3 separate regions of the Homo sapiens genome follow, and regions 1 and 3 are each linked to region 2. The links are chromatin contacts, found by Hi-C or POLR2A ChIA-PET in ENCODE. All regions are on one chromosome and are shown on one strand. The core of a region is the stretch at or near the end of the contact, and the rest is flanking DNA. Distances in the headings are between cores, read along the strand shown. Region 1 holds the start of EVA1C (eva-1 homolog C). Region 2 holds the start of TMEM50B (transmembrane protein 50B). Region 3 holds the start of MIS18A-AS1 (MIS18A antisense RNA 1).

Region 1 (2,700 bases), core at 71-2,570, 1.1 Mb before region 2:
GCCTCACTCGATAAACACTGATGTTTAGCATTTAACACACTTTTCCCCAGACTGGAAGAAGAGGCCGAGATCCCAATTCGGTGACCCAGCCCTTGCTGGAGTACTAGGTGGTATCTAATGCCATCCACCCTTCCGGGATCTTTACGGCCCACCTCTGAGTGGGTCCCACGGGGACCCTCAGCCGCATTTTCTTTCTGCAGGCCTCCCTGCACACTCTGGGGCGTTCGCAGCTCTGGAGCCCGCGGGGCAGTGCGTCCGGCCCCGCCCTGGGCCTCATTATCTACGTTTCCGCGTCACGCCCGCCGCGAACTTGGCAGGCCCTCCCGCCGGGTTCGGGAACACTGTGTGCCTAGCGCCCGCCCTCCTCCCTTCCGCCGGCCCCGCGCGATCCATAGGGTTTGGGTCGCTGGGCGCCAGGTACCCGCACCCGGCAAGCAGCCACGGAGCCCCTCGCGCACTTGTCCTCGATACCCTTGAGTTGGGGCTACGCAGGCCACTCCTAGGCCACTGGCTGGGCGTCCGAACGTGGGTCACCCCGCGCACAGTCTAGAGGTTCAGAAAGATGCTGTGGCCCACTTTAAAACAAAGCCCAATTATTAGCGCTCGGCGGCTGTTTGCGCCGGTGCAGTGTCAGATCCCCCAGCGCTGCGGACAACCAGCACCCAAAGGAAGCCGAGCTGGAGCTAAAGATCCCGGCTCCGGAGCCATCTGACCGGTTTTGAGACCTCCAGCTCGTCGCCGTCCTGGCTGCGAGAGCTTGGGCACGGCGCCGGGGCTCAGTCTCCTCTTCTGTGGAATGGCGATAACTGTATGTGCCGGGTGACTGCACGTGGCGCGCGGCGGGTGGCGGGGATGGCAGCGGTGCGATCCCACGCCTCCAGGACCCCACCTTCCTGCGGCCCCCGATCGGCCCCGCCCCGGGGGCGCCCCAGCTGCACGCGCGGCGCTGGCTCCAAAGTGCGTCACGGGCACCGGCCGCGCTCCTTCTGCCGCCAGGGCGAGGCTGGCACCCGGCCAGCGCGGGCAGGGCCACGGGTGCCCGGCTGTTTCCCGGGTGTGGAAGGCGCTCAAGGTGCGCGGCCCGGGGCGCGCTACTGGGGGCGCCCTCCGCGGTGGGCAGCGCGCCAGGGATCGGCCTGGGCAGCCGCGGGGCGCGCGAAGGCTGCGCTTTCCCTACGGCCCCCCTCGCTTCCTCCGGCACGGCGGCAACGGAGATTTCCTCTCGGGGAAACTACGCGGATCCTTTTCGGGGATCCTCGCCCCGCCCCAGTTCTCCGCCCCCTCCCCTTTGCTGGGGCGCCTGGGCTGGCCCGCGCAGGGGAGGAGGCTCTGGCAGCCTGGGCAGGGAGGCGGCGGGGGGCCGCGGAGCCGCTGGCCATCGATTCTCCCCGCCATGTGACGCCGTCCTTAGCCCTGCGACCCCCAGCGCGTCCCGGGCCTGCGCCTCCGCCCCGCCGCGCAGCGCACGATGCTTCTGCCGGGACGCGCACGCCAACCGCCGACGCCCCAGCCCGTGCAGCATCCCGGCCTCCGCCGGCAGGTAGAGCCGCCGGGGCAGCTCCTGCGCCTCTTCTACTGCACTGTCCTGGTCTGCTCCAAAGAGATCTCAGCGCTCACCGACTTCTCTGGTAAGAGCGCCCTCCCTGGCTGTGTGCCCCCGGCACCGCGGAGCGCCCAGGTGAACCCTCGACTGGGGGCAGCCGCACCAGTGGACACGGCGGGGTAGGATTAAAGTTGAGGCGTGCTCACAGACACTTGTCTGGTGTGAGCCCTTGGCATATAGATGGCTGCGAGTGAAGTGGCGACGGGGGACTGCCACTCCCAAGAAGGAAGGGTGTGTAATGTATTCAGAGTTTCTCGCCCTGCTGTTGACCTCGTCAATTTCCTAGCATTAGGGACCTGGTCCTGAGCCACGCTCGTTCTATGGAGGCTCCTTAAACTGAGCCCTGTGCCGCGCCCAGCGCTGTAAAATACACGTGTTGTGGTCGGAGGCGTTGCGCCGCGTTTGTCACCCGCGTAGCCCGTTTGCCCATGTAAGGAGACTAGCCCAGGGGACACTTGACCTCGAGTCCACATTGGCAGGTAGAAAGGGAAGCCCGCGGGGACTGGAGGTCTGGTGGAAAGGCAGTGAGGGATGAGGAGATACTTAGATAAGAGAGAGGAGCCTCTCTGCCAAAGTGTACCAGGGTCCTCCCTCTCCAATTCCAGTTTCCTTCACAGAAAATAATGACTTCCTACTCTCGAATAAACTAGGAGGCTTTTCTTTTTGGGAATCGTGATCCAGGCTCTCGCAGCGGATCTCAGATAGTTCTGAGCTTACAGGTGTGACGCCCCAAAGTGAAAGGGATTTCTAGGTTGACGATAGCCATAGGAGCACATGCTTAAGTTAGCGCTGCAGTTGCTTAAGGTAACACATGTCCTTGCCGCTGAAGCACACCTGGATCTCCCTCTGGCAAGGCTGGAGGCCTTCAGCCTTCCCCAGCCCAGCTTAGGGAGCAGCTCTGAGCCCCATACTCCTCCTTCTCCAGGGATCTTCTGCCAAGTTCAGGCTTTGCACAGTCGGTCCCTATCGGGTCCTCAGTGCAGAGTCTTTTGCAACATAATGGTGGTAAAGGGAGTCCTCCTCAGTCCTGTTTGTGCAGTAGGCTAGTACATAGCAAAGAACAAGGGCAAACCAGAAGTTGAGATGGGGTTCTAGTT
Region 2 (2,700 bases), core at 55-2,554:
CCTGCTTTTCCAGCGCGATAAATATTCAAGATAACTTTTGGTTTGCATTTCAATAACAAAGTCTTGCACCACTATCTTCAGTTTAAAAAAAAAGTTTAATGTTTGCTCTACGTTTGAAATGCATGCAGGTTTAAAAGACAAGAAACAAAATGATGAAAAAGTGTGACCGGCCTGAGAGTTCAGAGCCTCTGAAGTGTCAAGGGATCCACAGTGCAGGTAGGATGAAGAGTCTGAGAAGGGAGATGGGATCCTCCGAAAAGAGAAAATCGGGTCTTACAGCGCGATGTAAGACGATGCGGATGCCACTTCCCTCCCACCCCGTCCCGTCCGAGGCCTCCGCCCCCTGCCCCTCCGCACCCCCCGACCCAGGCACGCGCAGCGGGGAGCAGCCCAGCCTAGCCCGTCTCACTGCTTTGGTTTTGAAAGGTCACGTATTTACCTTAGAATTTCAGCACCTTCCAACTTACTGTTTTAAGTACCTTTAACCAGCCTATTGGCTAAAAACCGAAACGGTCCTACCCGCGACTACCACTGCTCCAGTGACAATGCTCTGCTGCTACTTATTTAACGGAGCTCAAGGTTTATAATTCTCGAAAGAATGTTGTTCCCCTTCCCTTTCCCCTCCCGCCTCTGTACTTGACTCTCGTAAGAATGAAATCAGAAAAGTGCAGAAAACACAGGCTCCTAGCAATGGTTCGGGGCAAACGGGAGGGGCGAAGAAGGGCTGGAGCCGCCCCGGGGCCCTCGCTCCGGCCTCGGGAGGGCGTCGCGGCCGCAGCAGGGCGTCCCGAAAACCGTCGCCTCCGTGCCCGCCGCGCGAGAAGGTGAAAGGCACGAGATGGAGCCTCTCCAGCCCTCCCCAGGAACGCAACCTGACGGCGTGACAGCGCGGCAGGGCAGCCTCCCCGGGCTGCTTGCGGGTCGCGGCGGCGCCACGGTCACGGTCGGCCCGAAGGGACGCGGGCAGGGGCAAGAAGGGGCGGCGGGGGCTCCGCGGGCCCGAGTCTGCAGGCCGGCGCCGAACGCAGGGAAAACCCGGCTGGACGGCCCCACAGCCCCCAGAAGGCCGGGCCGGACAGGGCCCGACGAGGGAGCCTCCTTACGCGCGGGCGGCGGGCGCGAGCCCTCTACGGTTGCCTGGCGCCGGAGACCCACAGACAGGACTCACCCAGCTTCCTCAAACGCCCACGCCGACTTCAGGCGCGCGCGCAGGAAGGAGACTGCTGCGCCACAACCCTGCCGGCGTCCCGCGGCTCCACCTCAGCCCCGGGAGCCCGGAGCTGGGAGCAGACGCGAGGATAGAGCGCCGGTGAGGCGGGGCGAGGCGCCGTGTGCACCGCAGCGACCAATCGGAGCGCAGCAAGTGGCCGGCCGGGGGCGGGGCGGGACGCGAGGGGGCGGGGAGAGGGCGTTGGCTGGGCGCAGCGGGACGCCGGGCGCTCCTCGCGACCAATCGGCGTGCAGCAAGTGGCCGGCCGGGGGCAGGGCGAGCTCCGAGGGACGGGGTGGGCTGCTCTGCAGGCCTCCCGGAGCCGGAGTTCAGACCCAGCTATCTACGGTTCCGGGCAGAGCGGGACGGGCCTCTCCTGTCCCCTGCCGGTGGGCGGCCGCCGCCGGGCTCCCACTGCTGCGTTTCTGCACGCTGACTTGAAGTGCAGTACCGTGAGATTACGTGCGGACGGAGCTCGAGACCCGGGGGACCAGGGTTTCCCTTCGCCTATGGCCGATCAGTCTTGTCTGTCTGCGAGCTGCCCAGAGTAGGGAAGGTGCTCCGGGAGGGTTCTCGGGAACGGAGGGTCTTTAGAGATGCCTTTTTCTAATCCCCTCAATTCAGAAATGGAGCCCCAGAAAGTTGAAGTTAGTAAACCAGGGCTACCCAGCGAGTGCTGGTTACCCGAGGTGATCCTCACAATACAACTAGTCTTCTGATTTCGCTCGGCGCTCTCCCGTCTATTCACGTAGATTTTTGTCTTTTTTTTTTTTTTTCGTCTTTCTTATAGTCAGATATCTTTCAGCCTCTTGGATTTTCAACATAACTTTAACAGCGTTTGGAAGCCCCGTCTAAATTTCCTACAGAAATGCCTATAACCATTTAGTTGTTTGGGGGAAAGTCGAGCTTTGTTTTTTGGGTGGTTTGTTTGTTTGTTTTGAGACAGGGTCTTGCTCTGTTGTCCAGGGTGGAGTGCAGTGGTGTGATCTTGGCTCACTGCAGCCTCTTACCTCCCACGCTCAATCAATCCTCCCACCTCAGCCTTCCGAGTAGCTGGGATTACAGGTGCGCACCACCATGCTTGGCTAATTTGTGTATTTTTAGTAGAGACGGGATTTCACCTGGCTGATCCTGAACTCCTGACCTCAGGTGATCCACCCGCCTCTGCCTCCCAAAATGCTGGGATTACAAGCGTGGGCCACTGTGCCCAGCCAAGTAGAGTTATTATCAGTGGAAATCTAAAAAGCATTTTACTTGAGGCATAATGAAGTAAAAGGTTTTGTATCATGGAATTATCACCAAAAATGCCATCCTGGATAATGTTCTCCTATAGCTCTTATACATGGGCTAGGATCTAGGTGTTCAATAAATATGTGCTGAATAATTTACTTTTGAAATATGTCACAATGCTGGCATTCCACCAGAAGAGAGGATACAGAAGGGAACACTCTCCTCTCTTTAAGAACCTTTTGAAAGGGGCGGGGGTTGCA
Region 3 (2,700 bases), core at 163-2,662, 1.2 Mb before region 2:
TTTGATAGGTGCAAAGAGTTAATCTCAACTTTCAGTTAACTACTGGACACTGGTGTGCTCCTTTATTCCCAGTATTACACCAAGGAAAACGTTCCAGAAACGTCGATAAGCCGGTGGTGAATTACTGCCATCGGAACATTTACGGCATTCAAAGACAGAAAAAACTTCATCTTGAAAAATCACAATCCAAAAACAACAGCCATTCTTACACCAATTCATAAAAAATATGTGAACCACTTTATCCCTAAATACTGCAAAAACATCAAAATGAGGGAACAGTGGAACAACAGAGGTAAGAGGTAACTGCTAGAACCAGGATTAGAAACTAATTCCTGCCTTCTTCTGAACTCTTTTGCTACATCCTCCTTCCTCGCCAGTTTTCATGGGGTTGTTGGTGCTTTTATTGCAAGTTTCCTTCCCTTTCTTCCCTATAGCACTGTGTTCCGTCAACTCTGCGGCTCTATCACTGGAGGCTGTAGAGGCATCCGCTGATACACCAACAGCCTGCTAATTTCTATGGGGAGTAATAGTACTGGCTGCACCTCAAGTGCTTACAGTCTAGTTGACCATTTGTTTCTCTTTTTTTAGGGTCTTTAAAAGTGTTATTCTTTGTCGCCCTTTGTTTCTGAGTAATGCTCACGATGATGCTGATTCAACCACTGCTCTTCTGGGATCGGGGACCCCAGAAAAGAACCCACCGCCCGAGAGCCAAAGTGGAGGGGTGACCCTCCTCCCCTTTTCCTGCCACAGCTCACACTCTCAGACTTTTTGCTCTTAAAGTCCCTGGGCAGCCCCAAGGAGCCCCCGCCTCCTCCCGGGCCGCCCACGCGCGGCACCCCTGGAAGAAGGCGACCCCACGCCCCCCCTGCCCGGCTCGACCCAACTGACAGCGAAGCAGGATGCAGTTGGTGTCCTCCTGGCTGGCCACCCAGCTCAGCGAGTCGCCCAGCGGCCGCCGGCAGCCGGAGCACAGGAACACCAGCGGCCTCTCCTCCGCAGCCGCCGCCTCCTCCTCCAGCTGCGCCCTCTCCATGTCGGCCACCGACGCGTCTTCGCTCATGGAGCTCCACATGCTCGCCCACTTCTGCAACAGCTGGTGGCGGCTCGAGTCTTCGGAGAGTCTCTTGCCCAACAGCGAGGAGTCGCTGCATTTGCCCTTGTCGCCGCACTCACAGCCGCCAGCGCATCCTCTGCTACACCTCAGTGACCGAACGCCTGCCATTACCTACAAATCGCCCGCGCCCCAGAGCGCCATGGGAAAAAAAACCGCCGCTGCTCATGCGCGGGGCGGGGAGCGGTGGCGGAGGCCGAGAAGGGGCAAAAGCCTGAAGGGGGCGGGACGGCGGGCGGCCTCTAGTGCGCATGCGCGCCGTGCGGCCTTGGCCAAGCGTGATAGTCACTGCGCCTGCGTCAGGTTTTCCAGCCTGAAGAAATTGATGATGCAGACCTGTTTGCTTGTCTTCCTAAGGATTATTCACCCCTTTCCGTGGGAGGGGCAGCGTCACTGAGAAAGTTACGGGTTGCAAGCTTGAGTGTCTAAGAACCGCCTGGCGAGCTTCTTAAGCAGATCGCCAGGTTCCATCTTCGCAGACTCTGGTTCAGCAGGTAGCAGGTTAGCCCGAGAATCTGCATTTCTAACAAGCTCCTAGGCGTGCCCACGCTGTCAGTATTGGCAGCCCAACCTTTTTTGGGGGGTGGGGGGGGGAGTTTTTCTATGTTGCCGGTCTCGAACTCCTAGCCTTAAGCGATCTTCCCTACTCGGCCTCCCAAAATGCCAGGATCGCAAGCGTAAGCCACTGTGCCAGACCACCACCCTTTTTCTTCTTTTTTGTAAGTGGACTAATTATAGTTGTATATAAGCAGCTCCACTTTTGATGACCACTGCTCTATTTTGTCGGCTCCTGGGGACCTCCTTTCCATGAAGTGGAGAAGGAAGGGGATAGAGGAGTCCCTCATCACAGGGTCCTTTTGCGCACTGCTATCCCTGGAATGAGACCCTGGGAAGGGCCCCGGATCACTCAGGCTGTCACTGCAAGGAAAAAGTTGAGGAAGCAGCAGTGCCCCTGGAAAGCCTGGAAGTGTCCCTGCTGCTTGGATCAAGGAACAATTCGTCCTTGCAAGGAAGAAGCATCCCTTGTTGATGATAAGGACAGATTTCCTCAGCTGCCCCAGAAAGCCAGCCTCTGCCTAAAACACCGTAGGTCAGGAGGGAAAGCTGGCGGGGAACCAGCCAGCTGCACCACAGACAGTCTGGTGGTATACCTGGGAAGAAAGCTACCTGCAAGGACCTACTCTGTTCCTACTACGCTCTGGGTGTCCCCCAAGTCACTGCCTATTTTGCTTGGTTGCATAAACTATTTATGTAAATGTACTTCCAATTTTAGTGCTTACAGCCACTAGCAAAAAGCAAAAGCTTTGGAGTCAGTGGTCCTGGTTAACTTACCCCTCCCTCCACAAGGTAGTAACAGTGTAGGGAACTGTGGAAAAGGCTGTTTGCCTTCCCTGAGTCTAATTCTTCATGGAGTAAATGGAGTCTGTTTCTTCAGTACTACACCAAGTTGTTCATGAGGATCGAGTTTTCTAATATTCATGAAAATACTTTGTAAACCCTGGCACACCATGCTCATGTTAATCACCTTCTTACTGGAAGAAAATGCTTTAGATAATTTAGGCTTTTTTTTTTTACCCATAGAATTCCCT

Evidence for each region. Hi-C counts contacts between places; a loop is a spot of excess contacts on that map. ChIA-PET counts read pairs that join two places held with the same protein, here RNA polymerase II (POLR2A). Pooled maps may share reads with other maps.
Region 1: a map of naive thymus-derived CD4-positive, alpha-beta T cell shows a loop between it and region 2 (9-fold over the local background). The contact joins the promoter of EVA1C here to the promoter of TMEM50B in region 2. A Hi-C loop is called at or near these places in 1 of 168 maps with a recorded cell type or tissue (naive thymus-derived CD4-positive, alpha-beta T cell) and 5 of 50 pooled maps. POLR2A ChIA-PET finds 5 or more read pairs at or near these places in 2 of 52 experiments (CD4-positive, alpha-beta T cell and MCF 10A).
Region 3: a loop to region 2 is called in a map of naive thymus-derived CD4-positive, alpha-beta T cell, with 14 times the contacts of the local background. The contact joins the promoter of MIS18A-AS1 here to the promoter of TMEM50B in region 2. A Hi-C loop is called at or near these places in 1 of 168 maps with a recorded cell type or tissue (naive thymus-derived CD4-positive, alpha-beta T cell) and 9 of 50 pooled maps. POLR2A ChIA-PET finds 5 or more read pairs at or near these places in 1 of 52 experiments (activated naive CD8-positive, alpha-beta T cell).

The regions. Positions count from the first base shown.
Region 1 is chr21:32,411,386-32,414,085 of GRCh38, forward strand. EVA1C (eva-1 homolog C) reads left to right here and starts at 1,321. Exons shown (of 8, transcript NM_058187.5): 1 at 1,321-1,628. The coding sequence starts at 1,469.
Region 2 is chr21:33,478,670-33,481,369 of GRCh38, forward strand. TMEM50B (transmembrane protein 50B) reads right to left here and starts at 1,305. Exons shown (of 7, transcript NM_006134.7): 1 at 1,169-1,305.
Region 3 is chr21:32,277,793-32,280,492 of GRCh38, forward strand. It overlaps MIS18A-AS1 (MIS18A antisense RNA 1), which reads left to right and starts at 1,413. Exons shown (of 1, transcript NR_046576.1): 1 at 1,413-2,700. It overlaps MIS18A (MIS18 kinetochore protein A), which reads right to left and starts at 1,257. Exons shown (of 5, transcript NM_018944.3): 1 at 889-1,257. The coding sequence starts at 1,222. RefSeq lists enhancers at 506-1,007, 1,008-1,507, 1,451-1,670.